Linked DNA regions of Homo sapiens: region 2 is linked to region 1. A link is a contact called in ENCODE Hi-C data. All regions are on one chromosome and are shown on one strand. Each heading gives the region's core, a stretch centred on a gene start or an enhancer-like site at or near the end of the contact. The rest is flanking DNA. Distances are from core to core; before and after follow the strand shown.

What was found. Hi-C counts contacts between places; a loop is a spot of excess contacts on that map. Pooled maps may share reads with other maps.
Region 2: a map of heart right ventricle shows a loop between it and region 1 (2.6-fold over the local background). The contact joins the promoter of ZBTB20-AS4 here to the enhancer-like site in region 1. A Hi-C loop is called at or near these places in 13 of 168 maps with a recorded cell type or tissue (A673, Calu3, HCT116 and 5 more) and 17 of 50 pooled maps.

What each region holds. Positions count from the first base shown.
Region 1 is chr3:114,364,037-114,366,943 of GRCh38, reverse strand. The region is part of intron 10 of ZBTB20 (zinc finger and BTB domain containing 20); the gene reads left to right. ZBTB20-AS1 (ZBTB20 antisense RNA 1) reads right to left here. Exons shown (of 9, transcript NR_038993.1): 5 at 63-248. Among named protein-coding and RNA genes, the nearest start is that of ZBTB20-AS1, 14 kb to the right of the region's middle. Within about 2 kb of position 1,468, at least 2 of the 41 ENCODE cell types and tissues checked have a DNase peak (open chromatin) inside an H3K27ac peak, as active enhancers do.
Region 2 is chr3:115,098,979-115,101,809 of GRCh38, reverse strand. ZBTB20-AS4 (ZBTB20 antisense RNA 4) reads right to left here and starts at 1,387. Exons shown (of 2, transcript NR_046877.1): 1 at 1,219-1,387. All of the region lies in intron 1 of ZBTB20 (zinc finger and BTB domain containing 20), which reads left to right. RefSeq lists an enhancer at 1,167-1,296.

The sequences.
Region 1 (2,907 bases), core at 219-2,718:
AAACTTAGAAGAGTGAGTTTCACTTCCGAGGAGGATTGCTTGTAATCACCCTGCTTACTTACCTTCTTCTATTCTGAAGCAGTCTGCAGTAGTTGGGAAAAGTGTAATCTTAAGAAATTCAGTAACAGTCACTGGCTCATTGTACCTGGTAAGTTTTCCCCGTGCCGTGGTGCCCACGGTTTTTGGTAATGCATGGAGATAATTTCGGACGTCTGCTTCTCTTAACTCCTGAGCACTTTTGCTTCTCACTGTAGAATTCCAGAGACACATGGGTATGGAACTTGATCTAAAAGCCTCCTAGTAATAGTTGCAGATTAGATTGAAAGCCAAACTAGACTGTACACAAGTCTGTATAAATCCCAAAATAGAGCTTTAAAATAATAACTTACTGAGTCATGATTTCTGCATCTCATATGCAGTATTCCTTAAATCACATGTTGATGGCTAATCAACAAAATCCAAAGACGCAAATTAGATGGTACAATATTTACAGAGAAAATATATGTGTAGTTTGAAAAGCAAGGATTCTCAGGGTTACAGTCCCACCCCCATTCCCCCCAGAAATGATAGCAGTTGCAATCTGAACTCTCCACATTGTAACCAAGAAAGGAATGAATATAACAATGGAAAGAGAGAGATTTAAGATAGAACTTCTTAGTTAAAGGAGTCTGGACCTTCAAGAAATATGTTTAAGAAAGATTCAGAAGAAATACTAGGTAAGATGAATTATTCCTTTTTCTCAAGTAAAATTCTAGCAGCGTACTTGTTAAATGTTTATTTTGGCCAGGTGACAGAATTCAGGAGGGCGGAATCTTGTTTACCTTGTCCACTGCTGAATCCCTAGCACCCAGCAAAGTGCTTACACAAATTAGGAGTAGGTGCTCAGCAAATGTTTGTTGAATGAATAAATGAATGTTGTGGGGAGAATGAAGCTAAAATAATGATGTAGTGCATTTGTAAGCATTATGCCCATTTGTGAAAATATAGGTACTAATTTTTTACCCGATTATTTTTTTCATTCAGCAGACCTACAAAACAAAGTGTATCACAAATACCCTCTGCTTTTCATGCTGGGGAAACAGAAAAGCTTTCTTTTGAATGTAAGCTGCTACATGTTTTAATTCTAATAGCAATATGGCAGGTCAACTTTGTAGTATAATCTGGTGCCTGTTTTTGATAGATACCATGGAAATAGATACTTATTTTCAAGATGCTCAAACAGATGATTAGGCAAAAGCTCTAGCAAACCTTGAAACAACAAAAAGGAAAGGTTTTCCCACTCCCACCTCCCGTTACTGTAACATCCTGCACAGTTTTCTGCAACCCCACATCCTCCTCCTTGTTTCATCTTTTTCCTGGGTCTAATCTTTGTCTAGGGAATACAGCATGTGACTGTCAGTCTAGCAAGGAGATAGTTCTTGAGAAATCCACCCCCTACACACTGTGTTCCCAAGCTCCTCTTACAGGAATGGCATGATTTGATCAGCAGCAGGCAGAGCTGGCCCAGGGAAACAAGAGCTTGGCATAGAAATCTTAGTGCCCTCCTGCTGGAAGGGCCCTCAAGAGAGATGCTTCATGCCCACCCTCCCTCAACTGGCTGGACAGTAGATGGATGTGTAGGAAAACAAATTCCTGGCTGAATGAATAGAGGATTAAATGAATGAGAGATGAGTTCACTCCTCCAGAAGTCCCCGCCATCCCACTTGAATAGAAAGGCTAACTTTGAAGCCACTCTGTTCTCCATGGCACTATTTTATGTATACTCAGCTTTGGAATATGGTTGCCATCTGCTGCCAGTGCTTAGGACTAAGGAAGTATTGGGGTGGGTAGGAGGAGGCTGGGAGGGAAGAAAAGAGACACTTAAAATGAGCTAATGATCTCCTTTGTGTTAGAGCCTAGGTTTCAGAACATCAATCCTGTACTTCAAGAACAAAACACCAGTGTGTCTTAGACCACACCAGGCGCCGGCACATCAGATAAAGCCTGTGCTGTGTGGTGTTTAGCCACCGAGCCTAGAGAAGTTCTAAAAGTGAAATTACAGGTGCAAACTGAGGAAACTAAAAGGAGAAAAGGCCAAGGGTAAAATACAATCAGGAGGGCTCTGCCGATATGTATCTTTGGGGCTACAGTAGTTGAAAAATGAATCTACTAATTAATCAGTTGGATAATACTATAAAAGCAAGGAATTTAAGGATCTTTAGAAGAAATGAGACACTTTTCCATACACTCTGAGCATATTGTGAGCCTTTAGTATAATCTCAGGGTGAAAGTGACCTGGCTATTGTGTATTGCTGTAGACGTAACTGTTGATTAAGTGTTAGAGATTGCTGTACTAGAGGCATGCATGGTGGTCCTTTAAAAACAGAAAAGGCTGTTAAGCTCAGCTAGTAAGACAATCGAACATATCTGAACGGCAGAGAATAGCTCATAGAGCTTCCTAGCTTCCCTGATGTTGTTTGCATAAATTGTTGGGGGATGTTTGTTTGTTTGTTTGAGACAGAGTCTCACTCTGTTGCCTAGGCTGGAGTGCAGTGGCATGATCTCAGCTCACTGCAACCTCCGCCTCCAGGGTTCAAATTATTCTCCTGCCTTAGCCTCCTGAGTAGCTCGAATTATAGGCATGCGCCACCATGCCCAGCTAATTTTGTATTTTTAGAAGAGACGAGGTTTCACCATGTTGGCTAGGCTGGTCTCAAACTCCTAAACTCAAGTGATCCACCTACCTCAGCCTCCCAAAGTGCTGGGATTGCAGGTGTGAGCCAACATGCCTGGTCAAATTGTTGGTTTTGACACAAAATCATATTGATAATTTATGTACTGAAATAACATGCCAGAGAATAGTAATTAAGCTGGGGATGTATGCTAGTGAAAAAAAAAATATTACAGTGAAGTTTATTTTGGGAAAGG
Region 2 (2,831 bases), core at 138-2,637, 730 kb before region 1:
ATACACAAAACCACATAAAAAGGATGATTTTTACAATTCATATACTTAGGATTATTGTTGCCCAAACGCAGGGTTTGAATAAGTCAAATGCACTTATATTTTTTATTTGTGTGTAAATATTTTTTAGAAAATTTTACCTCTATTATAATGTTCTTAAGTCCCATCTAAATGACACATAGCCAAACTGTATAGAAATATATTAAGGAAGGTGGGTGTCTAGATAGATAATAGTGCTAGAAGGAGATATGACTCGTCAAGCAGAGTCTAGTTTTTAAAAATTCGGGGACGAGGAGAGTGGCTTAAAACTATTTCTGTTTTCTGATGTTTGTAATTCTATAGCTGCAAATATATCACTTACAGGAGAAAGGGCACCTAGGAGTGGGGAAAGTGGGTGGGAAGCATGTGATGGGGTGAGGAGTATAATAACATCATAATTTTGGAACTAGAATATAGAAAAAATCTGGTTAGAAGTATCAGACAAAGAAAAACTGTTTTTTTTCTCTTTTAAGGCAAGTTTATTTAGAAGCATTGATTATTTTTATTTTTCCCTCCTAATAAAAGATTAAGGGTAACTGCTGTAGTTTCAGTCCCATATTCTATGAAATATCATCCTGATTGTGATGGTAGCTTCTTATGGGATTTATTTCTGTTGTTGTACCACTATGTACTATACGCATTGCACCTGTTCACACAGAGTACATTGCATTGTGATGTTTGTACAGCTAGATGCTTTAAATGAGAAGCCAATCTCCCTTCTTCTAGGTTCCTAGCCTATTAGTTACTTAATTAAGCTTAATTCTGTTTTGGTCTGTAATTTTGTAAGTCTGCAATTTTGTATATGGTCTCGATTTATTAACTGAGCAATGATTTCTTCTTTGCAGTTATCAGTTTTGTCTGAGATCAGTTTTCCTATTGTATGGAGTCTGTTTCTTACAGAGCCTCCTTTAAGACTGCTCTGACTTTAAAATCATTACTAGGCTTTTGTCAGAGCTGATTTGTTCACATTCTTCTCACATTAAAAATAAATTTAAAAGATTGCACAAATAAGCTATGCATTTCACTATTTCCTGCTTATATGCAAAAAATGTATTTATGATAATTACATGTACTGCCAGAACTGAAACAATACATTCCTCATAATGGAGCATAAATAAAGAAGGTGGAGCCAGCTGCTCTTAAACTGTTTATTTGCAAGCAATAATGATATAGAGAATATACCTTTTTCACTCTGTTAGTCTGGCAATACTGAACCTGTTGCTGCATTAGACGAGTTGCATTTTGCTGGATAGGGGAAGGAGAGCTGTCTGCTGTCTGGTAGGAGGGCTTTGTCTGTGCCTTTCTCTCTGTTTCTTTCTGTTTTTCTTTCTCTCTCTCTCTCTCTCCTCTTCTCTCTCTCTTACTCGCTTGCTCTGTCTCTGTCTCTCTCTCCCTCTCTTCCCCCCTCCCTCCTCTCTCTTGCTCTCTCTCTCTCTTCCCGTCTCTGTGGTTTGTAAGGTAGGTTGCAGTGTGTGTATATACACAACATCAAGAGCAGGAAAATGGACTCATTAGGGAGGCAGGCAGTCATTACCACTCACACTGTACTTCCAGGGAGACACCGATTATAAGAAGAGAAACTCAGCGCTGGGGAAGAAGGTAGGGCAGACAACTTTCTTAAAAAAAAAAAAATCCTGCTTCCTCAATGCCCCCTCTGTCATCTCCTTTAGCCCCCAATGCCTTTATTCTTTCCTGCTTGAATTTTAATTTCCAGATTTAAGTTTGACAGAGCTAGTGCTAGCTTAAAATTTAGAACATCTGTAGGAGGCCTACCCTTTACTAATTTTCTTCCTACTTACTTAGGGGTGTGCCCTTGTGATTCAGTTTTGTTACTTTAAAAATAATTACAAACAAATCTATTTTTCTCACTAAAGTACCAAATAAATCAGAATCTTTCACTCTTTTAAAACAGACCCTTCCGTATGTTTGTCTCTTTGCTTTTCTTGTCTGTTTATGCAATTCCATCTGTCTGTCTATATATCATGTTGTCCTTATTTATTGCTAACTCGGTTTTGTTAGTTATTTGCCAATGAGTTTTAGCTGCAGTGCCAGTGTGGGTATTACTAAAGTGAGACTCTTGTTCTTTGTTTTATGTTGAAGTTTAAAGTCCATATTTACAGTTTAAATCCTTGAAGCAGGTTGAATACTTTTTGCCAGCATGTTTATTTAATGCCATTGGACATAAGGTGAGGGGTAGTTGCTGAGGGTGGGTAAGAATGGAGTAATTATTTTTGTCATCACACACATAGAAACATTGCATCTGGGGGATGTATTTTTAAACAAATAAGGTATTCTGTTTTCTAACTTTTATTTTGCAGATGGGCTTTTACATTTATAGGAATATCACTTTGGTTAGTAAGAATGCGAACTTTCTTAACAAGCAGTTTTTATCCTAGGACAGTTTCCTTTTAGTATGTTACTGTTTATTTATGCTTGGGGAGGGTGGAGTGAGGGGCTGGCCATCTTTTTACAAAGTGGAAGCTATGAAGTGTATCAGGCCATCTTGCACAACAACTGTAAGTATTCATTTAACATTTTGGGGAGCATAAATAATATAATTTTTATTTCAAATTCAGTTTTGTGGTGCTTTCTTTTCCTTTATTTCTTTTTTTCTTTTTTATAGTGGGAAAAGTTACATTTCAAACTAGCAGACATTGTTGAAGAGTTTTCCCAGAATAGTGTTCTTCAAAATTGAAAGGATTATTTTAATAAGGGCCATTTGAAATGGACTTCTTAATGGAATTTTATTTCAGATTTGTCAAAGTAAAACTGCTCTTCATTTGATAAAATTTAAG